Regions from separate parts of the Homo sapiens genome. Here region 2 is linked to region 1. The links are chromatin loops, found by intact Hi-C in ENCODE. Cell type or tissue: IMR-90. All regions are shown on one strand. Each heading gives the region's core, and the rest is flanking DNA. Links, peaks and the distances in the headings are about the cores only.

Region 1 (7,981 bases), core at 3,214-5,713:
GATGTTATCTCAGCATCTATCAGGAAGAAGAAAAAGAGGGTGAGAAAAACTGAGTTTAGACAAGTATAACTCCTATAAGATTTTTTAAAATCAGGAATTCTGCAAAACTTCATCTTACACTGAAATCTTAAAATAAGAATGTCCAGGGGACATATGAAGCCTTTAAATGAATTTTAATTTAATCTCTTTAGATTTTAATGGCTTTTGTGGGCAACACTGTTTTCTAAATGTCAGAGAATATGGGTTTCTATAAGCACTAGTACTAGGAAAAAATCATATTAAATTTGGCTCCTAAGGTGAGTTTAGACGAGAACAAACAGGAAGCTTAAGGTCACAAATTATGTTTAGATAAATGACACACCACAGTAACTAATCTAGCCTTAATATGTATTAGAAGGTAATGTCACCAAGTGCACACACTCAGTGAATGTAAACTGAGCATGCTTAGCACCTCAATTGTCTTAGCATTTGTTAATTTTAAAAGGTAATGTATGAATGCAGCTTACTTGTGCCACTTTTCCTCATTATTACACATTATTATTAACTTGGTAAATATTACACTTAAGCATTGTCATTAGAAATAGCCCCTAAAGGCAGATGCAACCAAAGTGAGTGATATATCAAAAATGGAGGTGGTGGAAGGACAGGAATGAATAATGGGAAGTACCAAAACAGAATGACTTCACAGGTAACAGAACTGAGATCATTGTTCTATTGTTGGGGTGAAAAAAATATTGAGGTAAGTGAATACGTGGAGTGGTTTAGTAATTTCCCCCTCAATCATGGCATTCAAGTTTTCTAACAAAGATATATGAACTAATGATTATAATTATGTAATTATGTTTTTCCTTTTTATACATATGAAAAAAAAAAAAAACCACCTTCCCTACCTTGGACAAACCCACCATATGGTCACTTAAGTTCTGTTTAGTTTGAGGATTTAAGGTTTTTTGTTAAAGATTATATGTTAGAGATATTGGGAATTTGTTTCTTTCAACAAACAAAAGAAAACAGTATAAAACATCTGGGGCAGGGAAAGCCAGAAAGCAGAGAGAGTCAGAGACTAGCCTTAGGGCATGGAGTATGGGAACGATGCATAAAAGCTAAGTGGTCAGAGCAAAAGTGGGGAACGCTGACTAAGAGGCCAGGATCATCCCAGATTGGAAAACACAGCCAGTAGTTTTCTTTATGAGGGATGTGCTCAGAACAACTAGTCGCTAAAAAAAAAATAGAGAAATGTTATGCAAGTAATTAGCAACCTTAGATAATTAGTAGTTAGGTTAAAAACCTGATGTGTTGAACCAGAAAATATTGATTCAGATCCCTGTTCTACCATAAGCAGTGTGAACCTTAACCTCTCCATGCCTCAGTTTTCCTCATCTAGAAACAGGGATGATATTAATAGTGTCTGTCATAGGATTGTGGTGAGGAGTAAATTTGCATATGCTTAGCATATACTAAGTGCTGTTTACATGTTTGCTATCATTGTAATTATTTGACCCAAAAGATATGCAGGCACTGGGGAAAAGAAAAATGGCTGAGGCAGATGAGGATATGTCAAAAAAGGGAACTAAACAGAAGCAGGTTTTTAGAACAGTGGAGTTTGTTAACTGTTAAGTAGTGTTAAAAGCACAAAACTGAAATTCTGAGTTTTTTGCTGCTTTCTTACTTGGGAATGATATTGCAGAGATTATTAAATTAAAGGTATATGAGTTGTAGGATCCCTAAACAAAATCTTAGTCCAGGAAGCTTATGTGAGCAGACTCTGTGCCACATTTTAGATCACATCAAATGACACACTAACAATGACATAATGACATATGAAGCAACTCAGTTGCCAAGTGGCTAAGAATATGGAGCCTAAAATCACTGTCTAATTTGTATCCTGGTTCTGCCTCATCAACAAGGTAAAACTTCCTTTAGAAACAGGTGGGACTTGACAGGGATGTAGGAAACCGAAAAGAACATGCTCCTGCCCTTACTAAAATAAAACCAAAAAACATCGGATAATGTGAAAATTCATTATTTTTCTTGAACTTATCAGAAGGCTAAAACTTCAGGGCAACCAACAAACTGAAAATGTACAGAAAGACAGGTGCTTTCAAGAAGATTCAGGACACCAGCACTTGCTTACCTAAGAGACACACAGCCAGACACTGGGAAGAATTCAACAAAAATTTTACCAAACTAATAAAGGCCAAGCGTGGGCTCATGAAAGAATGTACACTCCCTGGGAAGTTAAAGATACAAGGGTATTTTGCACACACTTATAGGCTCTTTCCCACAGACCTCTCTCTCTCTCACAGACACACACACACACACACACACACAAACTGGAGAAAGTCTAGAGAAACAGTTCCTCTTGGTGCACACTTGCAAAAGGGAACAGCAGTCACCCAGATTATTTTCCCGTCAGAACCAAAGTTTTAAATTGCTAGAGAAAGTGCAATAAACACTGTCACCCTTAGGGCCCTGGTATAAACCTATTTTAATGAGTGAACACACACACACATAGCCTTCACCTATGCAGAAGGGACAGGAATATATATGCTGGGCCCAGGTCTACAGCTGGGAATGGGGCAGCAGCTCTAAGAAGACCAACCCTTGTACCCATGGACACAGCAGCTGCCTAAGACTGAGGCTTAACTGCAGCAGATAATGCCACTTTCACCCACCCCACCCCTCAATCAGGCCAACAAGCATTAAATAGCAATTAACCCTGATACCCGGCTGGAAGAGAGGCAGGAATATGAAGAGGGGACCTCTCTGACACAGAACAAAGGGGACACCTAAAGCTACGAATTGAGCAAATATTGAGAAAAACCTCCAGAAAATGAACTCCCACCCTAAATATAAAGTAATCCCAGAGAAATCTGTAGTCTGTAGTACACTGAGAGTAATTACAGCAACAACAAATCCCTACTCTAAAGGGGAAGAAAATGTGTACGTGTACTCATTTTCAAGCACAAAAACTATTTACCTCAGTTTCTACTATCCTACACAAGATGTCTGATTTTCAACCAAAAAAATTATAAGGATTACAGAAAAGTAAGAATAAAAAAAGCACCATGTCAGAGACAAATTAACAGAATCAGACACAGATATGAAGAGAAATTAGAACTATCAGATAAGGAATTTAAAATAACTATAATTCATATGTTAAAGGCTCTAATAGAAAAGGCAGATAACATGCAAAATCAGGTAGGCAATTTCAACAGAGAAGCAGAAACTATCAGAACAAATCTAATAGAAATGAAGGATAATAGAGATGAAGAATGCCAGTTTCATCAGTAGACTTAACACAAGGGGAAAAATTAATTTGTTGGAAGCTGAGTCAATTGAAATTACTCAACTGAAATATAGAAAAAAATAAAAGGTGGGAAAAAATCAGATAATTCAATACTGTAGGACAATATATAAAAGTCTAACGTAAGTATAATTGGAATATCAAAAGGAGAAGAGAGAGAGAACAAAGCAAAAGAAATATTTGAAGAAATCACAGTGGAGAATTTTCCAAAGTAAAGACAGACACCAAACCACAGATCCAAAAATCACAGGTAATACCAAGCAGGACTTCTAAAAATTATTATTTTTTATTATTTTATTTATTTTTTGAAACAGGGTCTCACTCTGTCACCCGAACTGAAGTGCAGTGGCATGATCATGGCTCACTGTCACTTCAAACTGCTGGGCTCAAGCACATCAGTTAACTGGAGACAATAACATTGTTTGTTCTGCAGATCAGATTTTTAAATTTTACATAAAACGCAACAGTGCCTGAAACACAGTAAATACTTAGTAACTGTTATTATGCAAGAGTACAGCTTTGCTACTCAGGCAGTGTCAGCAGAGTTTAATCCCGAAGGTTCGGCACAATCGGGAACAGATATCTACTGGTAAATCAAGACCACTGTCTGGGAGCCCTTGCTTGCCTGGCCATAACAGCAATAAGACTACCGGCAGGCACAACTAAGATACTTTTCTGGGGGTTCTTAGAAATACTTTGGTAAAAGAACTCTGCAACTTGCTGAATTTTCTCCATGGGTGGGAGCTTGCAATTAGTAAGAAAGTGGAATTAATGTGACTATGATTCCAAACACAACATGGGGTTCACTGGGGAACTAAATGCCTATACTAAGCACTGTGTTATACTCTTTACAGATTTTATTTTATATCTTTCCAGATGCAATTCTTTAGTAAAGTAGGTATTATTTCCACTTTATAAATAAGAATCTGACTGGTTAAGTGACTTCCCCAATGACAACAGCTAATAAGTAGTAGTGCCAAGTTTTGGACCCAGATTTGCCTAAATCCAAAGCTCAAATTCTCTCCCAGACATAGCTCTGTATCCCTGTTATTTGCTGTTATAAGTGCTAAAATTCACTTAATTCCTGGAATTACCTTAAGCTATGTAGGATCACTACTTCACTTGACTTAAGTGATATGATCATCTTCATACCCACCTGCTTAAAAAAAACTTCTAAGTAACAGAGAAGGTCTTATTCGCCACTCCAACATTTACTGAGGTCCTATTATCCCCTAGTCACTGTATTAGGAACTTTATACAGGCTAATTATCTCATTTAGCCTAGCCAAATACCTTTCAAAGAAGGAAGCAGTAAATACATCCTACAAGTTAAAAAATTAAGGAGTATGGCAGACACTCTTAGTGCCCTTCGAATATCCCCTCAGCTCTTACATTCTTGCAGACTGACTTGGATTGCTTTCAGCTATAAGAACCTGTGACTCTGCCAGGGAGCAGCCTCAGTCATTGAGTAATAAACATGATGTAATGAATACTCATTGAGTAATGAACATGATGAACAAACACCTTATCTCCCCTGCCCCTGGAAGTGGGAGATGTAGGCTAAGTATAACACTAAAGGGTGATCGGCCGGGTGCAGTGGTTCATGCCTGTAATCCCAGAACTTTGGGAGGCCAAGGTGGGCAGATCACAAGGTCGGGAGTTTGAGAGCAGCCTGACTAACATAGTGAAATTCTGTCTCTACTAAAAATACAAAAATTAGCCAGGCATGGTGGCATGCACCTGTAATCCCAGCTACTTGGGAGGCTGAGGCAGGAAAATCACTTGACCCTGGGAAGCGAGGTTGCAGTGAGCCAAGATCATGCCACTGCACTCCAGCCTGGGTGGCATAGCGAGACTCCATCTCAAAAAAAAAATAAGAAGAAGAAGAAGAAGAGTGATCTACACTGTCTCCATAGTTCCCCATCGCAGTGGTAACCTGATTGCTAATGCATTCTGGATAGGCTTCCTTGCCTTCCCTGTCTCATTTCCCCATTCCTTTGTGAACAATTTCTAGGATCACCTCAGAATAAGTTACCTCCACTAAAATCTTTGTCACAGGGTCAGCTTCTGGAGGAACTCAAACTAAGTCAAATCACAGTAAATGCTGAGCAAATTTTAAACTGGAAAACAATTTTCAACTGGCTCCATATTATAATCACCTGAAAAACTTTCAAAAGTATTGATGTCCGGACCCCATCCACAAAGATTTTTACTAAGTGTTGTTCGGTGGGATCAGATATCCATATATTTAGAAAGCACCCTAGCTATTCTACTGTGTAGCCAGGGTTGAGAACCTCTGCTACAAAGTGGTTTTCCACTGCAATAATGTGATAATAAATGGTTCACTCTTCCAGTATCTTAATGGTAGGAACTTTGTCTTATTCATCCTTTTTATCTGAAGCTTCTAGATTTCCACATATATGTGCTCTCTTTATATATGGTACATAAATGTATTCTTTAAATATCTGCTGAATAAAAGTAATCCATTCAAGTACTGCTACTCTGGGGAACACCACTTATGGTGGTTTTAAAAGTATATCCATGGCTGGGAGCGGTGGCTCATGCTTGTAATCCCAGCACTTTGGGAGGCCAAGGCGGGTGGATCATGAGGTCTGGAGTTCGAGACCAGCCTGGACAACACAGTGAAACCCCATCTCTACTAAAAATACAAAAATTAGCTGGGCGTGGTAGCAGGCACCTGTAATTCCAGCTACTCGGGAGGCTGAGGCAGGAGAATCCCTTAAACCTGGGAGGTGGAAGTTGCAGTGAGCCAAGATCACGCCCTGCACTCCAGCCCTGGCGACAGAGCTAGACTCCATCTCAAAACAAAACAAAACAAAACAAAACAAAACAAAACAAAAAAACAGTATATCCACACATTCTCTGATACTCCTCCCTTCAAAAGTGGAGCTTAACTCTCCTGCGCTTTAATATGAGCTCATTCTATTTTAATGAATAGAACATGGCAGAAGTAATGGTATGTCACTTATGAGATTAGGTTACAAAAGATTGCAGCTTCTGTCTTCAGTGCCTCCTGTGCGAGCTCTCTCCCTCTCTCAGGTCACTCACTGGAGTGGGAGTCATGTCATGGGCAGCCCAATGAACCATGTGAGTGAGCTTGGAAGTGGATCCCTCAACCCCAGCCAAATCTTGAGAGAATACTGCTCTCGCTGAAGGACTGACTGCAGCATCATGAAGGACCCTAAGTCAGAAACACCCAGGTAAACAGCCAGATTCCTGACCATCAGAAATTGTGCAAGATAATAAAAGTTTGTTGTCTTAAGCTGCTAATTTTGGAGTAATTTGCTATGCAGGAATAGATGATGAAGATACGGTTCTTCATTAGAATATCCCCAGCCAACATGCATTGGGTCATGTAAATTAGATGGCAATCTAGGTTCAATCTGAGAACAAGATGACTGACCCAACCACAATCCACAAATCTCTCCAGGAAAAAAAAAAAGGTAAGACTAAAGTGGATATTTGCTATTTGTAGAAACAACACACCAGAGAAAACTTTACATAAATGAACTTACCTGACATATTGCATTTCTCATCCTCAGGAGAGTCCATACTGCAACCTCAGCATGTTAACCCACTTCCATTTTGGCTGTAGTTCTGATTTTACCATGACAAAGAGAATTTCTGTGGCCCACTGTGCTCTTACCACAGCCCATTCGGTGAAGGAAGTTCTGTTGCTACTCTTTAGGACCACATGGTAAACAGAGTACTCGCTTATGATCTAAAGCTTAGTGAAAAGTGAAAGACTTCTTTCAAGTGAGAACGTTTTTAAAGATTTACATTGCTTGTTTTTTTTTGGTGGTAAACCTTCTTTCTACATAGAGGTAAATAGCCTAAAAAATCATCTTAGATCAGGTATACTAGAAGCAGGTCCTGCACCTGTAGTTGATTCACTAAGTAAGTGCTCCCAGGAGAAGCCAATTAGGGAGTGGGAAAAGCAGAATAGAGAAGAAGCAGCCAAGCAAGAATGGAGTTTCAGATCAAGCTCCACACTCAGCCTCATCCTGGGGGCAAAACTTGCCCTTGTGGACAAGGTGGCTCTAGAGCCAGCCCAAAGGCAATCATCTGGACTAAACTGAAGACGGAAGAAGTTACTAGCAAAGCCTGGAAAAGCTGAAGGATGGGTGGACAGAGTGATTCAAAGGGAACAGAAAGGCGCCCCGAGAGAGTTTTCTACAGAAACTAACTTCGGACACCAGCAACATCACTCTGTTTTTATAGAATTGCCAGGAATTAGCAAATAAAAAACACAGATGCCTACTTACATTTGAAGTTCAGATCAACAACGAAGAATTTTTTAGTTTAAGTATGTGCCAGGCATCCTGTATTTTTTTTTTTTCCTAAATGAGACTTCAGTAGTTAGGAAAGTCAGGTTTGTTTCTTAGGTCACCAGGTATCCCATATTAACTATGAATCAGTTTGAAAGTATACTCTTGTTATGTTTGTACAATCTCAAAAAATCAGGATTAAAACCAAAGAAAGATTCAAATATTCCACTCATTTATTCATTCACCTATCCATGCCATAAATATTTACTGAGTGCTAACTACAAGACAGTGCTGTGTGCTGGAAATATAACAGTGAGAAAAGTCAGACTCTATGTCCTAATGGAGCTAATGCTTTTCAAATATTCATAGATATTTAAATTTCCATA
Region 2 (4,144 bases), core at 710-3,209, 120 kb after region 1:
AGCTGTGTTTGAGCATGGGGTGCTTTGAAAGCTCCCCAGGTGGTTCTAGTATAGAGCAACGTTTGAGGAACCCTGTCCTATTCCTTAAAATTCTAAAATGATGACCTTTATTGTTCAGTCACATTGCATTTGCAGAGGGAAATTCCTTGTTATCTATTATCTCATGACAACCCAGAGAGCTAGCAGGGCAAACACTATTATTAACTTGGATTTACAAAAGAGATAACCAAGCACCCAAGAATCAGGAGAATTGCCTAATGGCATACAGTTAATGGCGGACCTTCTGCTACTAGAACAACTAGAACATAGCATTCCTGATAAACAACCTGTGTTTTCTTCAGATTGCTTTGCACTGGCTATGCAAACCAATAATGACAAAGAGAAAAAATGATAGTAGCTTTTCTGCCCCAAATTCCACTAAAAATAATATGAATGACAATGTAACAGAGAAATATATGCAACTAGTGAAACAATTAAATGTGTAATTGGTGGAGGAGCTACTTGCCTGCTGTGGGTGATACTTACAAGCACAGTAAGGTTGCTAAGGGTATGTCAGCAGGACCAGCCATTGGACATCAAGTGAGCACAGCTAGATGGATTAATGCAGTACTAGGAATACAACAAAATGTACTGGGGCAATGCCATAACAAATCCTGGGCAAGAGACCAGAGAGTCTTCCATTTGATAAAACTAAGAATTCGTTGGAACTTGTTGAGATAGCCATCCCACTTCTAAACACTGCAAAACCTACACACACAAACAAAACAAACTTAAAGTTCTGGCTTTGGAACTAAGGCAAATGGTGGGAATTAATAAACAACCAAGTAAACAGGAGGTAGAAAAGAAGAAACTGGTATTTTTTAACGCTTACTATGGACCAGCCAGTTGTATGAATTATCTGGCCTTACTCTTATTTGTAAGGTAAGCTTTATTATTCCCATTTTACAAATCAGAAGGTGAGTCACAGAGTTTGTCTGTTACACCAACTTACATTTGAATGTCAGAGGTGGGTTTAAGCCTAGGTCTGCCTGATTCCAAACCTTTCATGTCCTTTCTTCTATCCAAACTAATTCCTGTAACTAAATCAAATATTTTCAGGTAAACTACTGTTCTTCCCAAAATCTTCATCTTGTCTATGTAGCAGGGACAAAATACTATAATAATGTCATAACTTGTTGATCCTGTTATTCCACAAAACAATAAAAACACTATTTATAGATTTGGCCAAAACAAAATCAAAAACAAAAACATTTCCATTGAACTTCTAGCCTTTTGGCTTTGCAAAAGTGAAGCCCAAATCCTTTTCAACAGAGGCTGAGAAATTGCACTCTCAAGGTCAGATGTGGCCTACCAACATGTTTCACTTGAAACATACAATATCAACCCTCATAGTGTTTTTTAAATTTTGGAATTAAAAAACAGTCACCTCATAGAAATGGGAATTCCTGTTGTCTCTCCAAATAGTAGGAAGAGTTGGGAATGCCCCACTCATGCTCTCATGTGGTGTCAACAGCTAAATCTGAGTCCTAGGTTCTCTGTAGGTGAAGCATCTGTTATCCACTTACCATGGTCCCCATCTTTCCCTATTTATTATATATGTCAGATAAATGTCATCCCACTTAAGCTAAATATTTCCTAAACTTTTTCCTATCAAAGGTTGTGTTAAAAAGTACACCCAAGAAGTCCAACCATTTATTTCAAAAAAAGATTGAAGACAGCATACATTTTCTTATACCAAGCCCACATCACCCATATATATATATATATATATTTTTTTTTGGAGATGGAATCTTGCTCTGTCGCCCAGGCTGGAGTGCAGTGCCACAATCTCGGCTCACTATAAGCTCCGCCTCCCGGGTTCATGCCATTCTCCCACCTCAGCCTCCTGAGTATCTGGGACTACAGTCGCCTGCCACCATGCCTGGCTAATTTTTTTTTTTGTATTTTTAGGAGAGATGGGGTTTCACTGTGTTAGCCAGGATGTTCTCGATCTCCTGACCTCGTGATCCGCCCACCTTGGCCTCCCAAAGTGCTGGGATTACAGGCATGAGCCTCCGTGCCCAGCCCATCACCCATTTATATTTACCAGATTACAAAGATATCTGAATTTATAAATCCTGCTTTTCAGGAATGCGTGAGCTGAGAAAACCAGATGCTAAACTCTTCTATCTAATAACATAAAAGGCCTTCTTAAATAGAGGTAGAGTTTCATCTGAAAAGGAGGTTATAGGTTTACTGCAACATGGACCACAGCCTGGAGGTAAAGAGAAAGTGTTTTGTTATTCTTTTTTCTTCACAGTTAGCCCAAGAGAAAGTTGGGGTGTCAGGTCTCTGAATAAAGAAAACCTGGTCAAAGGTTCTCACTCCTGTTGTGGAGGTAAACACTGCCACTGGGTTGGAACAGAGAAGAAGGAAAACCAGTAGACATCATCCTGTAAAAGAATATGGCCTCTGAACTCTAGGAGTTATAATAGGCAAATTCATATTTAAAATTTTTTTCTGTGTTGTAATTTCCTGAATCACCTGCAGCTCTTTAGTAGAGTTTGCAAAATGTTTGCGTTTAACCATAAGTATGCTGCAGAGGGTCAGATGAGGGGCTTGTTTTCACATTTGGAGCAAAGTTGCAAGGGAGTGTGGAAGCAGCCTGGAGAAGCTGCCACAAGACTCCCAAATCCATCCCCCAAAATTAGATTTGGAAAACAGAATGTGTTCCTTGGGGATTTCCAGATACAAGAGGGATGAAAACCTGAAGACAGGTCTTCCTGTGGTTATGCTGAATGTGGCAGTGGGGAGATCTACTATTACTATTCAGATACAAAAGGGGCCTGTGGGCCCTGATACCCAGAGGACCTAGGGATACTTGGTTTACTAACAAACACAGTGGCAGTGAAACCTGATCTGTGCCATAGTTTCTCTCTCTATAGGATGCCTCCAGAGCTGTTTATATGTAAAAATAATAATAAATAAAAGAGTTATTAAAATAATGAATGATATTATATGTGTGGCATGAATGGTATATGTCTTCTTGATAGGTTTTAAGGTTTTTCCAGGCATGTAGCCAAGAAAAATCCAAAAACTGGAAGGAAAAATCAGTGTTTAATGGAATAAAAGTGTGACTAGTGTTTCAAATTACTGTTTGAACCTGTGTAGACTGTGATGCATTTATCTTTGCTCCCTATATATCTAGTACACAAATTCTTCACACATAGTAGGAGCTAAATAATTTTTCATTTTAATTGAAAAAATAAAAATTATCATGAGTATCTGAGAACTATCTTAGTTCTCAGACAGTAAGAGAATTAGTACCTGAGAACTAAGATAGTTGTTCATAAAACTATATTCAGAAAAATTCTGGCTTTCTAGAAAGACATGTCATGGGAATTCTGAGAGATGTCTGCAGTAATTCACAATTATTACTAACAGGATGTAGGTGCTGACAGCTAAGTAAGTCAAGTCAGCTTCATCAGCTAAGAAATCAGCATTGGTGCTAGACACTTCTTTATCTCATGCAATCCTCAATAACCCTACAATGTGAATATTATTCAATTTATAAATTATTACATGGTAAAGACCTTTGTGGCCCTCCTGTATTTTTGAAAATATAAATGTATTTGCAATGCCAAGAGCAAATCATAGAAAAAGGTACTAAAGGCAAGAAACAGCTATTCATGACCTATTACTAAAGAAATCAAAAGATCTGTTCCTCACATTTGCTTGCTCTTTTGGAACATTCATACTGGCCAGAGCAATAATTATTGATAAATGAGCTTCAAAATCATTCTTTGGCACAACAGATCAGTAATAACATCTGTGAAAATGTAATATCACAACATAAACACTCGAAGCCACAGAGAAGAAAATAATGCGGTTTGGTGTGGTTTCATTTAGGGGAGTGCATTACATATTTTTTGAACAAGCCATTCTCTCTATAAAACCCAGCTAGCAAATCTGCCTTGCCTATTATCATTGTGAGAATAATGTAGCAAACAGATGGAGGGTTTCATACAATTTGTTGAACTAAATTTAACAGGTTTGGCTGTGAGTGTTAACTTATTTTTATATTCTATTTGTGCTGTGTTTGTAATAGATGCACACACATGAATAAAAACAGAAAATCTGTACACCTAGTACAGCTGGTTTGATA

What was found. Hi-C counts contacts between places; a loop is a spot of excess contacts. Peaks named below come from ENCODE experiments on the same cell type or tissue, not always from the same donor. Only the 100,000 strongest peaks of a DNase experiment are listed, where the experiment ranks them.
Region 2: it touches region 1 in a loop (21-fold over the local background); 1 of 110 quality-filtered maps calls a loop at or near these places.

The regions. Positions count from the first base shown.
Region 1 is chr9:82,199,799-82,207,779 of GRCh38, reverse strand. The region is part of intron 1 of LOC105376107 (a long non-coding RNA gene); the gene reads right to left. Among named protein-coding and RNA genes, the nearest start is that of SPATA31D1, 220 kb to the right of the region's middle. In IMR-90, for the core only: no CTCF peak of the experiment used is centred there; a DNase peak (open chromatin) is centred at 4,749.
Region 2 is chr9:82,081,450-82,085,593 of GRCh38, reverse strand. All of the region lies in intron 1 of LOC105376107 (a long non-coding RNA gene), which reads right to left. Among named protein-coding and RNA genes, the nearest start is that of SPATA31D1, 95 kb to the right of the region's middle. In IMR-90, for the core only: no CTCF peak of the experiment used is centred there; no DNase peak of the experiment used is centred there.